Linked DNA regions of Homo sapiens: region 2 is linked to region 1. A link is a loop called in an ENCODE intact Hi-C map of the cell type or tissue named here. Cell type or tissue: heart right ventricle. All regions are shown on one strand. Links, peaks and the distances in the headings refer to the core of each region. The heading gives the core; the rest is flanking DNA.

Evidence for each region. Peaks named below come from ENCODE experiments on the same cell type or tissue, not always from the same donor. Only the 100,000 strongest peaks of a DNase experiment are listed, where the experiment ranks them.
Region 2: a loop joins it to region 1, with 6 times the contacts of the local background. A loop is called at or near these places in 1 of 110 quality-filtered maps.

What each region holds. Positions count from the first base shown.
Region 1 is chr15:45,869,217-45,879,838 of GRCh38, forward strand. The region is part of intron 2 of LOC105370802 (a long non-coding RNA gene); the gene reads left to right. It overlaps LOC107984794 (a long non-coding RNA gene), which reads left to right. Exons shown (of 3, transcript XR_001751511.2): 3 at 1,720-3,234. Among named protein-coding and RNA genes, the nearest start is that of SQOR, 240 kb to the left of the region's middle. In heart right ventricle, for the core only: no CTCF peak of the experiment used is centred there; a DNase peak (open chromatin) is centred at 4,655.
Region 2 is chr15:46,162,673-46,173,294 of GRCh38, forward strand. No RefSeq gene overlaps it. Among named protein-coding and RNA genes, the nearest start is that of SQOR, 530 kb to the left of the region's middle. In heart right ventricle, for the core only: no CTCF peak of the experiment used is centred there; no DNase peak of the experiment used is centred there.

The DNA of each region.
Region 1 (10,622 bases), core at 2,395-6,394:
AGCAATAAGGCTGTGGTTTGTCTCATTAACATCCCTTTTAGTTTCTCCTTGGGTAAAGAGGTCTACAATAACCCTGGAGGAACTTCCTCTCAAACTTGTTTGGAGAAATGGAACCATGCAACACAAGGGCTGAAAAGTGGCAGATATAGAAACGAGCCAGTTCTATTTCTCTTCAAGAAAGGGCGCACATCCCAGCTGGGGGAAATGTGGTTCTCTGAAGTGTCCAGCTGTTGACTATTTCCAGTTCACCTCAACTTTTGAGCTGAGGTCATGCTCTTCTCAATGTGGCCCCTGTGGGTGACAGAGCAAGACTGTGCCACAACGGTCTTGCCATTTCTACCCAACGCATGATGCCAGAGCTCCCACGAGGCTGGCAGATACTTTGACAGATATCATTGTCTGACCCCTCTGCTAGACCAGTTCCACTTTTGCTCTTTTCTTTTCACATGTGTTGTTCCCCAATAACACATTTTTTCACCACTGTCTCCATACCATCTTCCCAGTGGAGCCAACTTCTTTTGATTTGGAATTTAAGAAGATGGATTAAAATGTATTTTTATAATTGATCTATTTCAAAAGGAGGAGGCGTATTAAGCAAATTAATTGTTAAAAAGGGAATGTTTAATGACAATAAAGGACAGTATATTCCTGATACCACTAGACTGCTACATTTGCATGTACACTTTTTATCCCTGGGTTACTTATAGTTTACATTTTACATTCACTTATGAGAGTGTTTAATGTTCCAAAAGTAATGGGAAAGGACTTAAAATATAATCCTTCAATGAAACAAAATTTTATTTCTCAAAATATGTCATGTAAGTCGATTTTACAATACAAAGATGACATTTCTGTGAAATCCCAGAATTAGATGGAAAATGAAGACTTTGATGACTTCCTCTCCAGTAACTAAATGCATTCCTGCTTCTAGGCCTTTGCTCATATTTTTTCCTTCTTTCTTTCCTTGGCTGCCCACTCAGAAACTCCACGGCAGGAAAATCACTGGAACCTGGGAGGCGGAGGTTGCGGTGAGCCGAGATTGCGCCATTGCACTCCAGCCTGGGCAACAAGAGTGAAACTCCGTCTTTAAAAAAAAAAAAAAATACAACCCCCCCCCCCCCCCCCCCCCCCCGCCAAAAAAAAACAAAAAAGAAACAGTGTTGTCAAGAAGCTTTCTCTGACTGTTCTGGGGGATTAAATGTTTCACTCCTTCATTCTTAGACAACACTTTGACCTGCTGCACGTATCTGGCATTTGCTTAGGAAAATGCTTTATTAGTTAATTAAGATTATCCCTTGTCTGTCCAAGTAAATTTGAAGTGCTTTAAGACAGGTCTATGGTTCATTCATATGTTTGTTTGCCACTTTGTCTCTGGTCAGGGTCTGGGAAACAGAAAACACTCACAGATGTGGTTTACTTTTTCTTGTTTGGGACATCTATTTATTTGCCGATAACATAGGACAAGGAGTGCGTTTTATCTTTCAAAGGAAAGACTTTACTCAATTATTGTGTTTCACTGTTTGCAGTTCAAGATCTATCTATATAAGTATGCAGATAATATACCCTCAGCTGGTTCACTTTACCTCTCTGGCCTTATATTTCTCATTTGTAAATTTAGGAAACTAGATTTTATAGTCAAAATCAGCTAGCATTTACTGAATACTTATTATGACTGAGCTATTTGGTTAAATAATTTTATTCAATTCTCATTTTTTCTAGAAGAGAATTCATTGGTTTACATAATTTTAGTTGGAAGTGGACTGAGGGAAAATGGCAGATAGGAGGCAGGACTAACTTGCAGCTCCCACTTGGATGGACAGAACAACATATGGAGACTCACATAATGAACTTTTGCTCCAAGAACTACCACAGAAATATGCCAGGAAAGCCGAGAGAATCCACAGACCCTTTGAAGGAGGTGGATTGCTGCTGCAGGCTCCGTGGGACAGCTGAGGAACTGTGAGTCAGCTTGCTTTCTCAGCTGGGAGGCTTGTAGCCTAGGGCATGTTCTCAGCTCTGCTCACAGGCTGCCTGGAAATAAACTTGGTGCTACTGGGTGGGCATGGTGGGAGTGAGACTGGCCTTTCAGGCTGTGGGCTACGTGGGAGGTAGGTGAGGCCTGTGACTGCTGGCTTTCTCCCACTTCCCTGGTGACCTGTGTGTTGCAGCAGAGGCAGTCATAATCCCCAGGGAACAGAACTCCATTGGCCTGAAAACCACACTCCCATCCCCCACAGCAGCCACAGCAAGCCCTGCCCAAGAAGAGTCTGAGCTCAGACACACCTAACCCTGCCCCACCTGTTAGTCTTTCTCTACCTGCCCTGGTAGCCAAACACAAGGGACATAATCTCCTGGGAGCTATATGGCCCACCTACTGCCTGACCCTAGGGCAAGCTTGTATCTCCCTGTACAACCACAGCTGATGTGCTCTTGAAAGCACCACTTCCTGGCTGGAGGCCAACCAACACAAAACCAGCATAACTTAACAAAAATACAACCACAGACCCTCATAGAGTCCACTTCAGTCCCCTGCTACCTCCACTGGAGCAGGTGCTGGTATCCACGGCTGAGGGACCTGAAGACAGATCACATCACAGGACTCTTTGTAGACATTCCCCAGTACCAGCCTGGAGCCCAGTAGCTCCACTTGGTGGCTAGATCCAGAAGATAAATAACAATCACTGCAGTTTGGCTCTCAGATAGCCCCATCCCTAGAAGAAAGGGGGAGAGCAACCACATCAAGGGAACACCTTGTGGGACAAAAGAATCTAAACAGCAGCCCTTGAGTCTACCCAAATGAGAAGGAACAAGAAAAATAATTCTGATAACATGGCAAAACAAAGTTCTTTAGCACTCCCAAAAGATCACACTAGCTAACCAGCAATGGATACAAACCCAGACAAAAATCTCTGGATTGCCAGAGAAAGAATTCAGAAAGTCGGCTATTAAGCTGATCAAGGAGCCATCAGAGAAAGGTGAAGTCCAACTTAAAGAAATCAAAAAAATAATACTGGATATGAATGGAGAACTTGTCAGTAAAATAGATAGCATAAATATAAAACAATCACAACTTCTGGAAATGAAGGACACAATTACAGAATTGGAAAATTCACTGGAAATTCTCAGCAATAGAATCAAACAAGTAGAAGAAAGAACTTCATAGCTTGAAGATGAGGCTTTTGAATTAACCCAATCCCACAAAGACAAAAAAGAAAGAATAATAATAATAAAAAAGAACAAAGCCTCCAAGAACTTTGGAATTACGTTAAACAATCAAACCTGAGAATAATTGGTGTTCCTGAGGGAGAAGAGAAATCTAAAATTTAGAAAACATATTTGAGGGAATAATCGAGGAAAACTTCCCCAGCCTTGCTAGAGATCTGTAAATCTGTATTAGTCCATTCTCATGCTGCTATAAAGAACTGCTCGACACTGGGTAATTTATAAGGAAAAGAGGTTTAATGGATTCACAGTTCCATAGGGCTGGAGAGGCCTCAGGGAACTTACAATCATGATGGAAGGGGAAGCAAGCATATCCTTCTTCACATGGTGGCAGGAAGGAGAAGTATGAGAGCCAAGTGAAGGGGGAAGACCCTTATAAAACCATCAGATCTCATAAGAACTTACTATCATGAGAATAGCTTGGGGGAAACTGCCCCCATGCTTCAATTACCTTCCAACAGATCCCTCCCATGACATGGGGATTATGGGAACTACAATTCAAAATGAGATATGGGTGAGAACATAGCCAAACTATATCATTTTGCCCCTGGCCTCTCCAAAATCTCATGTCCTCACATTTTAAAACACAATCATGCCTTTCCAGTAGTCCCCCAACATCTTAGCTCATTCCAGCATTAACCCAAAAGTCCAAGTCCAAAGTCTCATCTGAGACAAGGCAAGTCCCTTCCACCTATGAGCCTGTAAAATCAAAAGCAAGTTAGTTACTTCCTAGATACAATGGGGACACAGGCGTTGGGTAAATACACCCATTTCAAATGGGAGAAGTTGGCCAAAACTAAAGGGCTACAGGCCCCATGCAAATCCAAAATTCAATAGAGCAGTCATTAAACCCAAAATGATCTTTGAATCCATGCCTCATATCTAGGTCATGCTGATGCAAGAGGTGGGCTCCCACAGCCTTGGGCAGCTCTGTCTCAGTGGCTTTGCAGGATACGGCCCTTCTCAGCTACTTTCACAGGCTGGCCTAGAGTGCCTGTGGCTTTTCCAGATGCATAGTGCGAGCTTTTGGTGGATCTACCATTCTGGGGTCTGGAGGATGGTGGCCCTCTTCTCACAGCTCCACTAGGCAGTGCCCCAGTGGGGACTCTGTGTGGGGTCTCCAACTCTATATTTCTCTTCCACACTGCCCTAGCAGTGGCTCTCTACTAGGACTCTGCTCCTGTGACAAACTTCTGCCTGGACATCCAGGTGTTTGCATACATCCTCTGAAATCTAGGTGGATGTTCCCATACCTCAATTCTTGACTTTTGTGCACTGCAGGCTCAACACCATATGGAAACTGCCAAGGCTTGGGGCTTGTACCCTCTGAAGCAATGGCCTGAGCTGTACTTTGACCCCTTTTAGCCATGGCTGGAGTGGCTGAAAACCAGGGCACCAAGTCCTGAGGCTGCACACAGCAGGGGGTCCTGGGCCTGGCCCACAAAATTATTTTTCCCTCCTAGGCCTCTGGGCCACATTCCTCCAGACCCTAGTATCATACGTCCACTGACAGCTTGCGCCATGTGGCTGAAAAAGCCACAGGCACTCAACATCTGCTGTGAAGGTCTCTGACATGCCCTGGAGACATTTTCCTCATTACTTATGCAAATTTCTGCAGCAAGCTTGAATTTCTTCCCAGAAAATGTGTTTTTCTTTTCTATTGCATCATCAGGCTGCAAATTTTCCAAACTTTTATGCTCTGCTTCCTCTTGAACGCTTTGCTACTTAGAAATTTCCTTGCCAGATACCCTAAATCATTCTCTCTCAAGTTCAAAGTTCCCCAGATCTCTAGGGCAGGTGCAAAATGCTGCCAGTCTCTTTGCATAGCAAGTCACCTTTACTCCAGTTCCCAAAAAGTTCCTCATCTCCATCTGAGATGACCTCAGCCTGGACTTCATTGTCCATATCACTATAATCATTTTGGTTAAAGCCATTCAACAAGTCTCTAGGAAGTTCCAAACTTTCCCACATCTGTCTTCTGAACCCTCCAAGTCTCTAGGAAGTTCCAAACTTTCCCATATTTTCCTATCTTATTCTGAGCACTCCAAACTGTTCCATCCTCTGCCTGTTACTCAGTTCCAAAGTCACTTGTACATTTTGAGGTATCCTTATAGCAACACCTCACTCTACCGATATCAATTTACTGTATTAGTCCATTCTCACACTGCTATAAAGAACTGTCTGAGACTGAGTAATTTATAAGGAAAAGAGGTTTAATTGACTCACAGTTCTGCAGGGCTGGGGAGGCCTCAGGAAACTTATAACAGAAAGGGAAGCAAACACATCCTTCTTTGCATGGTGGCAGGAAGGAGAAGAATGAGAACTGAACAAAGGGGGAAGACCGTTGTAAAACCACCAGATTTCATGAGAACTTACTATCACAAAAATAGCATGGGGGAAACCACCCCATACTTCAATTACCTCCCACTGGGTCCCTCCCATGACATGTGGGGATTATGGGAACTACAATTCAAGATGAGATTTGGGTGGGGACACAGCAAACCATAACAACATCCAAATGCAAGAAGCTCAAAGAACACCTGGAAAATTCATTGCAAAAAGATTATCACCTAGCCTCATAGTCATCAGGTTATCTAAACTCAAGATGAAGGAAAAAAATCTTGAGATCTGTAAGGCAAAAGCATCAGGTAACCTATAAAGGAAAACATATCAGGTTAACAGCAAATTTCTCAGCTGAAACCCTATAAGCTAGAAGGGATTGGGGTCCTATTTTTAGCCTCCTTAAACAAAACAATTATCAGCCAAAAATTTTATATCCAGTGAAACTAAGCTTCATAAATGAATGAAAGAGACAGTCTTTTTCAGACAAATGCTGAGAGAATTTGCCACTACCAAGCCAGCAGTACAGGAATTGCTAAAAGAAGCTCTAAATCTTGAACCAAATCCTTGAAATACACCAAAATAGAACCTCCTTAAAGCATAAATCTCACAGGACCTATAAAACAGCAGCACACTGAAAAAGAAAATGAACGCAACAAATAGCATGATGAATAGAATAGTACATCACATGTCAATACTAATGTTAAATGTAAATGGCCTAAATGCTCCACTTAAAAGATACAGAATGGATATGAATTCACCGACCAAGTTTCTACTGTCTTCAAGAGACTCACCTAACACATAGGACTCACATACACTTAAGGAAAGGGGTGGAAAAAGATATTCTATGCAAATAGACATGAAAAGTGAGCAGGAGTAGCTATTCTTATATCAGACAAAACAAACTTTAAAGCAACAGCAGTTAAAAAAGTCAAAGAGGGACATTATATAATGATAAAGGGACTAACTAGTCCAATAGGAAAATATCCACAATTCTAAATATATATGCACCTAACACTGAAGCTCCCAAATGTACTATTAGACCTAAGAAATGAGATAAATGATACCACAATAATAGTGGGGGACTTTAATACTCCACTGACAGCACTAACAGGTCATCAAGACAGAAAGTCAAAAAAGAAACGATGGACTTAAACAATACCCTAGAACAAATGGACTTAACAGATATTTACAGAACATTCTCCCCAACAAATGCAGAATATACATTATATTCATCAGTACATGAAACACTCTCTAAGATAGACCATATGATAGGCCACAAAACAAGTCTCAGTAAATTTAAGAAAATCAAAATTATATCAAGTACTCTGTCAGACTACAATGGAATAAAATTGGAAATCATCTTCAAAAGAACCCTCAAAACCATGCAAACACATGGAAATTAAATGACCTCCTGAATGATCATTGGGTCAACAATGAAATCAAGATGGAAATTAAAAAGTTATTTGAGCTGAATGACACAACCTATCAAAACCTCCATGATACAGCACAAATGGTGCTAAAAGGAAAGGTTATACCTTAAATGCCTACATCAAAGAGTCTGAAAGAGCACAAATATACAATCTAAAGTAACACCTTAAGGAGCTAGAGAAACAAGAACAAACCAAACTCAAACACAGCATAAGAAAATAAATAACGAAAACCAGAGCAGAACTAAATGAAATGGAAACAATCAAAGAAACAAAAAAATACAAAAGATAAATGAAACAAAACAAAATTTGCTTCTTTGAAAAAATACATAAAAGTCATAGACCATTAGTGTGGTTAACCAAGAAAAGAAGAGAGAAGATCCAAATAAGCTCAATTAGAAACAAAATGGGAGATGTTACAACCGACACCACAGAAATACAAAAGATTATTCAAGGCTACTGTGGAAACTTCTATGGGCTTAAACTAGAAAACCTAGAGGAGATGGATAAATTCCTGGAAATATACAACCCTTTTAGATTAAACCAGGAAGATATAGAAATTCTGAACAGACCAATAACAAGCAGCAAGATTGAAATGGTAATTAAAAAGTTACCAAAAAAAAAAAGTCTAGGACCAGACGAATTTACAGCTGAATACTATCAGACATTCAAAGAAGAATTGGTACCAATTCTACCGACACTATTTCAAAAGATAGAGAAGAGGGAATCCTTTCTAAGTAATTTTATGAAGCCTGTATCACCCTAATACCAAAACCAGGAAAGGACATAACATGAAAAAGAAAACTACAGACCAGTATCCCTGATGAACATGGATGCAAAAATCCTCAACAAAATACTAGCAAACTAAATCCAACAGCATATTGAAAGGATAATCCACCATGATCAGGTGGGTTTCATACCAGGGATGCAGGGATGGTTTAACATCCACAAGTCAATAAATGTGATACACCACATAAATAGAGTTAAAAATCATGTGATCATCTCAATAGAGGCAGAAAAAGCATTTGACAAAACCCAGCATCCCTTTATGATTAAAACCCTCAGCAAAACTGGCCTAGAAGGGACATACCTTTAGGTAATAAAAGCCATCTATGACAAACCCACAGCCAACATTATACTGAACAGGGAATAGTTGAAAGCATTTCTGCCTGAGAACTAGAACAAAACAAAGGTGCCCATTTTCACCACTTCAATACAGTACTGGAAGTCCTAGCCAGAGCAACCAGACAAGAGAAGGAAATAAAGGGCATCCAAATCAGTAAAGAGGAAGTCAAACTGTCACTGTTTGCTGATGACATGATCATATACCTCAAAAACCCTAAAGACTCATCCAAAAAAGTCCTAGAACTGGTAAATGAATTCAGCAAAGTTTCAGGATACAAAGTTAATGTTCATAGATCAGTAGTCCTGTTACACACCAACAGAGACCAAGCTGAGAATCAAATAAAGAACTCAACCCCTTTTAAAATAGCTGCCAAAAAAAAAAAAACCAAAAAACAGAAAACCAAACCTTAGGAATATAGCTAACCGAGGACATGAAAGACTTCTACAAGGGAAAGTACAAAACCCTGCTGAGAGAAATAATAGATGACACAAACAAATGGAAACATACCCCATGATCATGGATGGGTAGAATGAATGTTGTGAAAATGACCATACTGCCAAAAGCCATCTACAAATTCATTGCAATTCCCATCAAAATACCACCATCATTCTTCACAGAACTAGAAAAAGCAATCCTAAAATTCATATGAAAAAAGAGCCCACATAGCCAAAGCAAGACTAAGCAAAAAGAACAAATCTGGAGGCATTACATTACCCAACTTAAAACTATGCTATAAAGCCCTAGTCACCAAAACACCATGTTACTGGTATAAAAATAGGCATGTAGATCAATGGAACCAAATAGAATACATGGAAATAAAGCCAAATACTTACAGCCAACTGATCATCAACAAAGCAAACAATAACATAAAGTAGGGAAAGGATGCCCTATTCAACAAGTGGTGCTGGGATAATTGGCAAGCCACATGTAGGACGATGAAACTGAATCCTCATCTCTCACCTTATACAAAAATCAACTCAAGGTGAATCAAAGACTTAAACCTAGGACCTGAAACCATAAAGATTCTAGAAGATAACATCAGGAAAACCCTTCTAGACACTGGCTTAGGCAAAGACTTCATGACCAAGAACCCCAAAGCAAAAGCAACAAAATCGAAGATAAATAGATGGGACTTAATTAAACTAAAAAGCTTCTGCACAGCAAAAGAAATAATCAAAAGAGTTAACAGACAACCCACAGAGTGGGAGAAAATCTTCACAATCTATACATCTGACAAAGGACTCTTATCCAGATTCTACAAAGAACTCAAACAAATCAGGAAGAAAAAAACCCAAATAATCCCATCAAAAGTAGGCTAAGGACATGAATAGACAATTCTCAAAAGAAGACATATAAATGTCCAACAAGCATATGGAAAAATGCTCAACATTGCTAATTATCAGGAAAATGCAAATCAAAACCATAATGTGATACCACCTTACTCCTGCAAGAATGGCCATAATTAAAAAATTAAAAGATAATAGATGTTGGCATGGATGTAATGAAAAGGAAACATTTTTACACTGTTGGTGGGAATGTAAACTAGTACAACCACTATGGAAAGGAGTGTGGAGATTCCATAAAGAACTAAACAAGTAGATCCACCATTTGATCCATCAATCCCACTGCTAGGTATCTACCCAGAGGAAAAGAAGTCATTATACAAAAAAGATAATTGCACACACATGTTTATAGCAGCACAATTTGCAATTGCAAGAGACAGAACCAGCCCAAATGCCCATCAATCAGTGGATAAAGACAACATGGTACATATATACCATGGAATACTACTCAGCCATGAAAAGGAACTAAATAATGGCATTTGCAGCAACCTCAATGGAATTGGAGACTAACATTCTAAGTGAAGTTACTGAGGAATGGAAAAACCAAACATCATATGTTCTCACTCATAGGTGGGAGGTAAGCTATGAGGACACAAAGGTATAAGAATGATACATTGGACTTTGAGGACTCAGGGGAAAGGGTTGGGGGTGGTGAGGGATAAAAGACTACACATTGGGTACAGGGTACACTGCTTGGGTGATGGGTGCACCAAAATCTCAGAAATCACCACTAAACAACTTATTCATGTAACCAAACACTGCTTGTTTCCCAAAAACCTATTGAAATAATAAGAATTTTAATTAATTGCTGACAACCACCAGCTAGTAAGTAGTAGAGCTTAACTTGAGTCCAGTTCTGAATAACTACTAAACCCAAGTACTTAACTGCTGAGCACTATCTTGCCTCAGTTCTAAAAGGTAGTTAAATACAGGTTTCTTTTTTTTCCCCCCAACTCCAGGATTTCATTGGTCTAGAAGCTCTGAGATAGAGCAAGTCAAAATCATCTCTCTGCATCTAGTGGCATCCTGAACACAGAGAGGAGAGCTCTACTGTTTTGTGAACACATCACAGCTGGGGGTCCTGTGCTTTTGCATTCTTTCCATGAGTCCAGTATTACCTGAGGTAATTTGAGGGAGTTTCTATTTCCTGCAACCAGATAA
Region 2 (10,622 bases), core at 2,973-6,972, 290 kb after region 1:
ACTGGAAGAATCACATTATCTGACTTCAAGTTATACTACAGAGCTGTAGTAACCAAAACAGCATGGTACTGGCATAAAAACAGACACACAGACCAATGGAACAGAATAAAGAATCCAGAAACAAATTCACACACCTATGGTGAACTCATTTTCAACAAAGGTGCCAAGAATATGCACTGGGGAAAAGACAGTCTCTTCAGTAAACAGTGCTGGGAAAACTGGATAGCCACATGCAGAATGAAACTAGATGTTTATCTCTTACTACATACAAAAATCAAAATGGATTGAGGACTTAAATCTAAGACCTCAAACTATGAAACTACAAGGAAAAGTTAGGAAATTCTCTAGGACATAGGTCTGGGCAAACATTTCTTGAGCAATACCCCATAAGCACAGGCAACCAAAGCAAAAATGGGCAAACGGGTTCACATCAAATTAAAAAGCTTGTGCACATCAAAGGAAGCAATCAACAAAGTGAAAAAACAACCTACATAATGGGAGAAAATATTCGCAAACTACCCATCTGACAAGGGATTAATAACCAGAATACGTGGTGCTCAAACTACTGTATAGGAAAAAAATCTAATAATCTGATACAAAAATGGGCAAAAGATTTGAATAGACATTTTTCAAAAGAAGACATACAAATGGCAAACAGGCATATGAAAACGTGCTCAACATCATTGATCATCAGATAAATGCAAATCAAAACTACAATGAGATATCATCTCACCCCAGTTAAAATGGCTTATAACCAAAAGACAGGCTAGTGAGGATATGGAGAAAAGGGAACCCTCACTGTTAGTGGGAATGTAAATTAATACAACCACAGTTTGAAGTTTCTTCAAAAAACTAGAAATTGAGCTGCCATGTGATCCAGACATCCCATCCCTGGTATATACCCCAAAGAAAGGAAATCAGTAAACCAAAAAGATATTGGCACACCTATGTTTGTTGCAGCACTATTTATATAATACCTGATTTGGAAGCAACCTGTGTCCATCAATAGATAAATGGATAAAGTATTGTGGTATATACACAATGGAGTACTATTCAGCCATAAAATAGAATGAGATCCTGTCATTTGCAACAACATGGAAGGAACTGGATATCATTATGTTAACCAAAATAAGCCAGGCACAGAAACACAAACATCGCATATTCTCACTTATTTGTGGGATCTAAAAATAAAAGCAATTGACCTCATAGACATAGAGAGTAGAAGGATGATTACTAGAGACTGGGAAGGTAGTGAGGGGCAGGGGAGAAGTGGGAATAGCTCGTGGGTACAAAAAGATAGTTAAAAAGAATGAATAAGACCTATTTCATAGCACAACAGGGTAACTATAGTCATATATATAAGTATATTATTATTATTATTTTTTGGACAGAATCTCACTCTGTCGCCCAGGCTGGAGTACAGTGGCACAACCTCCGCTCACTGCAACCTCCACCTCCTAAGTTCAAGTGATTCTCATGCTTCAGCTTCCCTGGCAGCAGGGATTACAGGCGTCCACCACTAACTTTTGTATTTTGTATTTTTAGTAGACATGGGGTTTCACCACGTTGGCCAGGCTGGTCTCAAACTCCTGACCTCAGGTGATCCACCTGCCTGGGCCTCCCAAAGTACTGGGATTAAAGGCGTGAGCCACCATGCTCGGCCAGTCAATAGTAATTTAATTGTACATTTGAAAATAATTTAGAGTGTGTAATTGGATTGTTTATAACTCAAAGGATAAATGCTTTAGAGGAATGAAACCCGTTCTCCATGGTCTGCTTATTTCACATTGCATGCCTGTTTAAAAACATCTCATGTACCCCATAAATATATACACCTAACATGTATCCACAAAAATTTAAAATGAAATGATCCAGTTAGTATGTATATGGAAGGACAGACAAATTTTTAATATGTAAAGGTACATATTAGCAGTTCATTGAGCCAAGGAAAGGGTTAGGTACTGATTAAGTAGGGTGCACTTGACATTTAAGAACCACTGATGAGCTTGGAAACCTGTTGTCCAAATGCCATGATTACATTAGGGGGAAAGAGCTCAGATGATGCTGACATTGATTTTTCCGTAACTTTTTGCATTATATTGTCCATACTTGCAGACTTCAAATAAAAACTGTATATATAAAAGAAAAGAAAACATTATCCCATGACCCAAGGGTATCTGCATGGTTTAGCTTACAGAGCCACCTATGTAGCTATGAATGCCTCAAATAACAAGACAGCTCTACAGACATTCAGTACATTCCATACACTAGGATAACTTTCTATTAAATACATTCCATAGAAAACAGAGAACAGTTCAAACATACTGGTAACCCTTTGTGTTCAAATTACTGTCTGTGAAGATTGGTGGTCTAATTTAATGAGCTCAAAACACATAAAAACCATGAATAAAAATATAATTTCTATGCAAGTAGATTGACTTCATTTATACTTTCCAATTTCTGAGGTTATCACAGCTATTGGTTAATAAGAGATTTAGGAAGGAAAACATCCTGAAAGATACTTGAAAAGCTAGAATAATCTTCAGGTCACAGATGCTATAAAATATTGGAAGATACCCCACATTCTGCTCAGAGTAATTTCTCATACCACAGCTATCCCATGGTTATTCTGGCAGGTATAAATGCTCCATAATTGCATAAAGGGCACTGGGGATTTGGATTGGTAACTTGGTGTACAGCCGAAGTGACTAAGGTGGCTTTTCATGAAGTTGTATTTGTAGAGCAAGAACACATTTGGTTTATTAGAAGGATAATTTCAGGTAAGATTCTTCTACCGTTGCATAGTCACTCTTTGGAGCTGCCATTGTATGGGAATCAGAGGAATTATTTTATATCTTAAAACAGTGTTTCTAGTTACCCAGACTCTAGAGTATCTTCCTTTAATTTTACTTCCATTTTCACCTACTCTTCCAATTTTAACGTGTTAAGACAGTGACAGTACCGAGACTCGGAGTTCCCAAATGCTGCCCAAAATAAGTACAGAATGTAGATTAGGAAGTGAGAACTATGTTGGAGGATGGACAAAGGGAAGATGGATGGACAAGAATGGAGAGACCAGGAGTAGGCAACATGATTTTTTAGGTTTCCCATACAATTCTTATGGTGGTACTTTATTTTTTAAGGTGTTTTCACCAAACAGGAAGAAGATATTAAAAGAAATTATTTCAGCTGGAGAGTGGACTTTGATCAAGAAAATAGTGGGCCTGGGGAAAAACATGTTAAGTTTGTTAGTTTGTTGGGATAACTATTTTTTTATTTTTTAAGAGAAATTGATTAGCAACTTTTAGATTTTTTTGAAAATGCTGTTTAAGGTCACCGTCCTAAAGGTCAGGTTTTGCTGGGACAAACAATTACATCTTAAGTGGCCATGAGTCTTTCTAAGCCAAACAGGTAACAAACTGGCAATTTTGTAGAACACTGCCTCCTATTGTGTGTAGAGATAGGGCTAAGATATAGACTTATTCCTTTTCCAACGATGTTACACAAGGTGAGCCTTGTCATTATTATACTCATATGGAAGGTTGAGGTAGAAATTAGAAGCAGATAATAAATATTGACCCACTAAATCTCTTCTTAGGAGACAATGAAACATTTTAAGATATTTAAGAATGATGAATTAACTTATAGTTGATAGAATATTTATTATGCCATGGTCCACTTGGATGAGCTTGCCTGACACTTGAATCTGTTTGTCCTTCAACACAAGACTGGTCAGTGGATCCTAATGTCCTTAACATTGAAAGTTCCCAGGAACTTTGAACTCTGTTTGCTCACAGCGCCAGTCTTCATTGTCTCTTCTTCCCTGTCTTGTTCTCCCTGCTGCCACCCCTGTGGCATCCTGGGATCACCTCCCAAGCCAATTATCTGCGTTCAGTTGTCTGTCTCGGGTGTCCTTTTCAATGCCTCCCAATTTAGTCACACAGTCTTTACTTCCCTTCTACAGCCTGTAAGTGTCTTGGCTTTCTGAGAAATTACCTGATGAAGAACCAATACATTAATCCAGGTTTTCCTTGCACTTTGTGTATTCTGTGTTGCTACTTGGTTTTCCCACTGGCTTCCTGACTACCCAAGTTCAATCTTTGTGTTGGCAGCTCAGTTTTTGTTTTACCAGTTCAAGCCAAAACTAATATTGGACCATACATAAGGTTCTGAGAAAATGCTTTGTTATGAATAAAGATGTATAATTAACTGAATATCTCTCTGGATTTAAAGGATCCCTGTTTTTACAACCTAGCAGTACCTTAACAAGCCACCAGGCACAACCAGCCCTTGATTCACTTGCAATTTAGTAAGTTCTTGTTTCACACCTCTCTCTCACTTTCTCTACAATTACTTCCTTCGTTTTGGATTATTGGTTAATTAATCTTTGGCATGGCCCACTCCTTTGCTACCTACAACTGGAAATTTACACCTAGGGCAGTTAATGGCACTGATGCTGATGGACCAGACTATTGTCATCTTCCTAGAGAATACCACTAAGTTGATTGTCTCAGCATCCTGGAGAGTTAAGGAATTCATTGGTGAAATGTGTGCCACCCAACAGAAATATACATATATACATACACATATGTGTATGTATATATGTATATATACATGTATGTATATACATGTATGTATATGTATGATACATGTATGTATATACATGTGTGTACATATACATGCATGTTATATATACATATGTATATACACATGTGTGCATATGTGTATATATACACACATATTTACATATATATGTACATATGTGTATATATACACACATATATACATATATATGTACACACACTATATATAGTAGAGAACACATATATACATAGTGTGTATTTGTGTGTGATACAATATACATAACATAAAACTTAACATCGTAACTATTTTTCAGTGTACAGCTTAGTGGCATTAAGTACATTTACATTGTTGTGCATCCATCATTTCTGTCTGTCTCCAGAAATTTTTCATCTTCCCAAAGTGATACTCTGTACTCATTAAACAAGGATTCCTCATTTTCCCTCCTTCCAGCCCCTAGTAGCCACTATTTTACTTCTACCTCTATGAATTTGACTGATCTGGGTGCCTCACATAAGTGGAATCATACACTATTTGTTCTTCTGTGTCTGGCTTATTTCACTCGCTGTAATGTTTTCAAGTTTCCTCCAGGTTGTAACATGTGTTAGAATTTCCTTTTCGGGGCTGAATAATATTATATTGTATGTGTACACCACATTTTATTTATCCATTAATCCATTGATGGACACTTGGGTTGCTTCTGTCTCTTTGCTATTGTGAATAAATCTGCTATGAATACAGATATACACACATTAGTTTAAATACTTCCTTTCAATTTTTTGAATATAACCATAAGTGGGATTGCTGAATCATGTTGCAATTCTATGTTTAATTTCTTAACCAGCCTACCATTTTCCATAATGGCTGCACCATTTTACATTCCCACCAGCAGTGCACAAGAGTTCTAATTTCTCAACATCCTTGCCAATACTATTTTTTTTCTTTTACTTTTTCCATTATTAGCCCTTCTAAAGGGTCTGGAGTATCTCATTGTGGTTTTGATTTGTATTTCCCTAATGATAAATGATGTCAAGCATTTTTCATGTGTTTATTGGTCATTTGTATATATTCATTGGAGAAATGGCCTATTCCAGTCCTTTGCCCATTTTTTGAATTGGGCTGTTACTTTTTGTTGTTGAGATGTAGGAGTTTTTTATATATTCTGGATATTAATCTCATCAGGTCTATGGTTTGAAAATACTTTCTCTCCAGTGTTAGTTGCCTTTTTACTCTGCTGATAGTGTCATTTGGTGCACAATGTTTTCAGTTTTGATGAAGTTTAATTTTATCTATTTTTTGTTGTTGTTGCCTGTGCTTTTGATGTTATATCCAAGAAATAATTGCCAAGCTCAACGTCATGATCCTTTTCGCCTGTTTTCTAATAAGAGTTTTATACTTTTGTCTGGGCATGGTGGCTCACTCCTGTAATCCCAGCACTTTGGGAGGCTGAGACAGACGGATTGCTTGGGGCCAGGAGTTCAAAACCAGCCTGGCCAACATGGTGAAACCTTGTCTCTACTAAAAGTACAAAAAATTAGCCGGGCATGATGGCAGGCACCTGTAGTCCCAGCTACTCAGGAGGCTGAGGCAGAAGAATCGCTTGAATCCAGAAGGCGGAGGTTGCAGTGAGCCGAGATCGTGCCACTTCACTACAGTCTGGGCAACAAGAGTGATACTCCATCTCAAAAAAAAAAAAAAAAAAAAAAAGACTTTATACTTTGAACTCTTATGTTATGGATGTTCGTATATGTTGTAAGAGTCCAGCTTCATTCTTCTGCCTGTACATATCCAGTTTTCCAAGCATAATTTGGTGAAAGAACTGTCGTTTTCCCACTGAATGATCTTGCACGCTTGTCAAAAATCATTTGGCCATGTATGCAAGGGTTTATTTCTGGACTCTTTCAACTTATTTGATTGGTCTATATGTCTTTATGCCAGAACCACACTGATTACTGACTTTGTAGAAAGTTTGGATATCAGGAAATGTGAATCCTCTGATTTTGTTTCTTCTTTCACGATATTTTTGCTGCTTATGGTCCCTTGAGATTTCATGGGAATTTTAGGATAGATTTTTCTTTTGCAAAAAAAAAAAAATCATTGGGATTGCATTGGATCTGTAGATCACTTTGGGTAGTATTGGTGTCTTAAGAATATTAAATTTCATAATCTGTGAACATAGATTATCTTTTCATTTATTTATGTTTCCTTTAATTTTTTTCAGCAGTCATAGTTTTCAGTGTACAAGTCATTTGATTTCTTAGTTAATTAGTAAGTATTTGATTCTTTTTAATGCTATTTTTTTTTTTTTTTTTTTTGAGCAACAAGGCTGTTTATCTCACCTGGGTGCAGACGGGCTGAGTCCGAAAAAGGAGTCTGCAAAGGGTGGTGGGATTATCATGACTTCTTATAGGTTTGGGATAGGTGTACAAGGTACATTCTTAAGGGCGGGAGGAGAATATTACAAAGTACCTTCTTAAGGGCAGGGAGAATTTTTTAATGCTATTATAAGTGAAATTGCTTTTTAATCCCTTATTTGGAGTCTTTATTGTTACTATATAGAGATGTAACTGATTTTGTATAGAGATGTAACTAATGTATTCATATTGCATCCTGCAACTCTGCTGAATTTGTCTATCAGTTCTAATAGTTTTTTTGTGTGGAATTTTTAGTTTAGTTTTTTTTATGTAGATTTAAATAGTTCTTATTTAACTAGGATGCCTGTGATGGATCTGTTGATATTAGAATATAGTGACTCAACATTGCCCTAGAGTTTCTAGAGTAACGTGCAGGAGTTTCTAGAGTAACATGCATAAATTTCTAGTTTCCCACATTTTTTGATGAAGCTGCAGGATATTCATGGGGGCAGGTAGGGAAGCATCTCAATATTTAGGTTTCTGTTTATAACCAGTATAGCAGATATTTTCCCTACACCTCTTTGATCACATTGACTTTTCTATGCATGCCAGCCTGATTTCCAATGGCCAGGACCTGCTTTATTCTCAGAATGCTGTCCTTGTGCCATCAAGAACAAATTTTCCTACATGACCAGAAGGTAGGAATTATAGTAGTACCCGCTTATCCATGGTTTCACTTTCCTTGGTTTCAGTTACGCATGGTTAATTATAGTTTGAAAATATTAAATACAAAATTCCAGAAATAATTCACAAGTTTTAAATTGTATGCTGTTTGGTGTAGCAGTATAAAATTCCATGCCGTCTCACTCTGTTCCACCAAGGACATGAATGATCCCTTTGTTCAGCATATCCATGCTGTGTACATTACCCACCCATTAGTCATTCAGTAGCCATCACAGTTATTAGATTGACAGATCACAAGAAGAAGGGTGAGTAGAGTACAATAAGATATTTTGAGAGAGAGAGAGGGAAAGAGACTATATTTGTATAACTTTTATTATAGTATATTGTTATAATTGTTCTATTTTATTTTTATTGTTAATCTCTCACTGTGCCTAATTTATAAATTAAACCTTATTAGTATGTGTGTATAGGAAAAAATGTAGTATGTGTAGGGCTCAGTACTATCTGCAGTTTCAGGCATCCACTGGGGATCTTGGAACATATCACCTGCGCTATTCATGGGAACTAACATCTGTTTCGGTACATGCAGCCTTTAACTTTTGACAGGCAGGAGATACAAATAGCTCAGCTCTCTCACTTCTTTGCTTGAATAATTGAGACATGAGAAATGTGGCATAGCATCTCCCATAACTCCCCTATACTATTAAACTGTGGTTTTTAGCCAGTATCACAGTGGATGATTGGGCCCTTTATAGTTATTTTCACTTCCCTCGATTACCTTCCCACTTCCCTAGCACTGTCTTTCTTCTTTCCATATAAATAACATGATATCAATATTTGTCTTAGTTTTATTATCCATGGAAGCATACTCTAATAATAGCACAGTCAAGGCAAATAAACACTTAGATTACTTGTTTTAATACAGTGAATCAGCTGTCCAACAGAAACAAAGCCAGCCACTGTAAGATAGATTTTATCCAGTACTATTGCAATAGGGGAGAGACCTCAGTGTAACCTGAGCTTAATTCCTCAATCCTAAGAAGCAAAAGGCAGGAGGCCTTTTAAATGTAGAGTGTGCTAAAGGAAAAGTACTGAAAGACTTTAAGAAATGTGATTAGTCTCTCTGTTATCTGTGTCTGCAAACTGGTGCTTATTGAAGTTAAGCTCTTATCCTTCCACAGAGACAAGGACACCAGAAGCCCTATTCTTTTTGATGACTACATTTCAGAAGAATGGCTCCCTGGTTCTTGAGAAAGCCATTCCTGGGTTGTGGACTATACATATACATGTCAAAGAGACAGAGAAAGGATTTATAATTGTGTGTTTTCGAAAGTAAATTGCCTAAGAAAAGAGAGATTAGAAGCCTATCTCTAGATATTGGCTGAAACAAACAGTAAAAAAATTTTTTTTGGCAGTCTTGACCTCTCCCAGGCAGGAACTCAAGGGAGGCTCATTCCTCTTATACATATGATCTTAGGCTAGCAGAGGCCATGCTACAGTTTGGCCAACTCTTTTGGTGTGGGAGATTGGACAGAATTGTTTGTGCTGGGAGTTTTTTTGCATTTCTCACAGCACACAAGGCATCTGAAAATCTTGAGGTTTGTTACTAAATATCTAGAAATAGAGAGGTGTCAGGGTCCTAAGCCCACTTTTATAAGTCCACTTCCAACCTATAAGTGCCTTCCTAAGGCACCATGAATAGTAATTTCCTGTCAGAAAAAAATCAAGGAAAACTTTTTATTGCTTTAGAAGAAAAATCTGTCTAGGAATTAAATGGGACCAAGCCTGAAACCAGTGCTTTACCCCTGAATGAAATAGGCAATAATACCAGTAATGTTAGAGAACACTTAGTACCATCTTTTATGATCCCTACATTGAGATGACCCAATACTGAGTAAAGGCCATCAGGAATCAGTCATTGGACTTTCTAGGAATGCACATGGCATCAATGACACTGACCTAAAAGGAATCCCAACTACAGGCAACAACTTATACAAAATTCTTAGAGACAGTGTTTGTAATATTTCTCTCTCTCCTTAATTTGCCATGAAATTTCACAGCCTCTCTATCTACATCCCACATAGCAAGGTGAGCTCCCTTGGATCACGTGGCCTAGAGGACTGAGGAAGGCAGCATGACTGGGCCAAAAGCCTCATCAACTGGCTTAACTTTTTCCTTGAAAATGGAGAAATTAATTCTTTAGGGCTGAGGTCAAATTTCTAATGACTTTGATTCAGAGGACTAATTCATATTCCTTTATATACAAGTTGTTGTCTGTGAAGGACGGTGTCTAAGTAAAAGAACCAAAAATGCACTAAAGACATTATTAAAAATATAATTTTTCTATGCAACTAAATTGACCTCATTGGTTCCTTCTTATTTCTGAGATCATCACAGCTATTGCTTAATGAGAAGTTCACTGAGGAAAATGTTCTGAAGGATATTCAACAAGCTACCTTCAGGTAACGGCTGATGTGGCACACCGAAATCTACTGTACACTGAAGTTAGAATGCTTCTTCAGGCCACTGCTATTTCACTGTTATTTTAGAAAGTATAGATACTCTACAGTTGCACCAAGGATACCGAGGGTTTGGGATGGCAACTTGGTTTGCAGTAAGAGAGGATAGGTGACTTTTTAGTGGAGCAGTATTTGCAGAGAAAATGCACTTCTAGTTAAGTATCTTTGAAGGGTAGTTTTAGTTGAGCCTCCTCCACCCCATCAAAAGTCCCGCAGTCACCTCTTAGAACTATGTCTGCTTCCCAAGGAGAGAAATGATTTTACATTTTTAAATGGTGTTTCTGTCTACCAGACTAGAGAGTCTGTCTTCAATTTCCTACCTGTATGATCATCTCTTCTGTTTTATTCATTCCTTTTACATATATGGAACAGTCCTATACTGAACTATATAGAATTATGATATTTGATCTCCAATCTTCCAGCAAAAACTATACTTGTAATCTCTATAATGATCTTGTCCCAGGTATTATGTAATTTGTGTTGA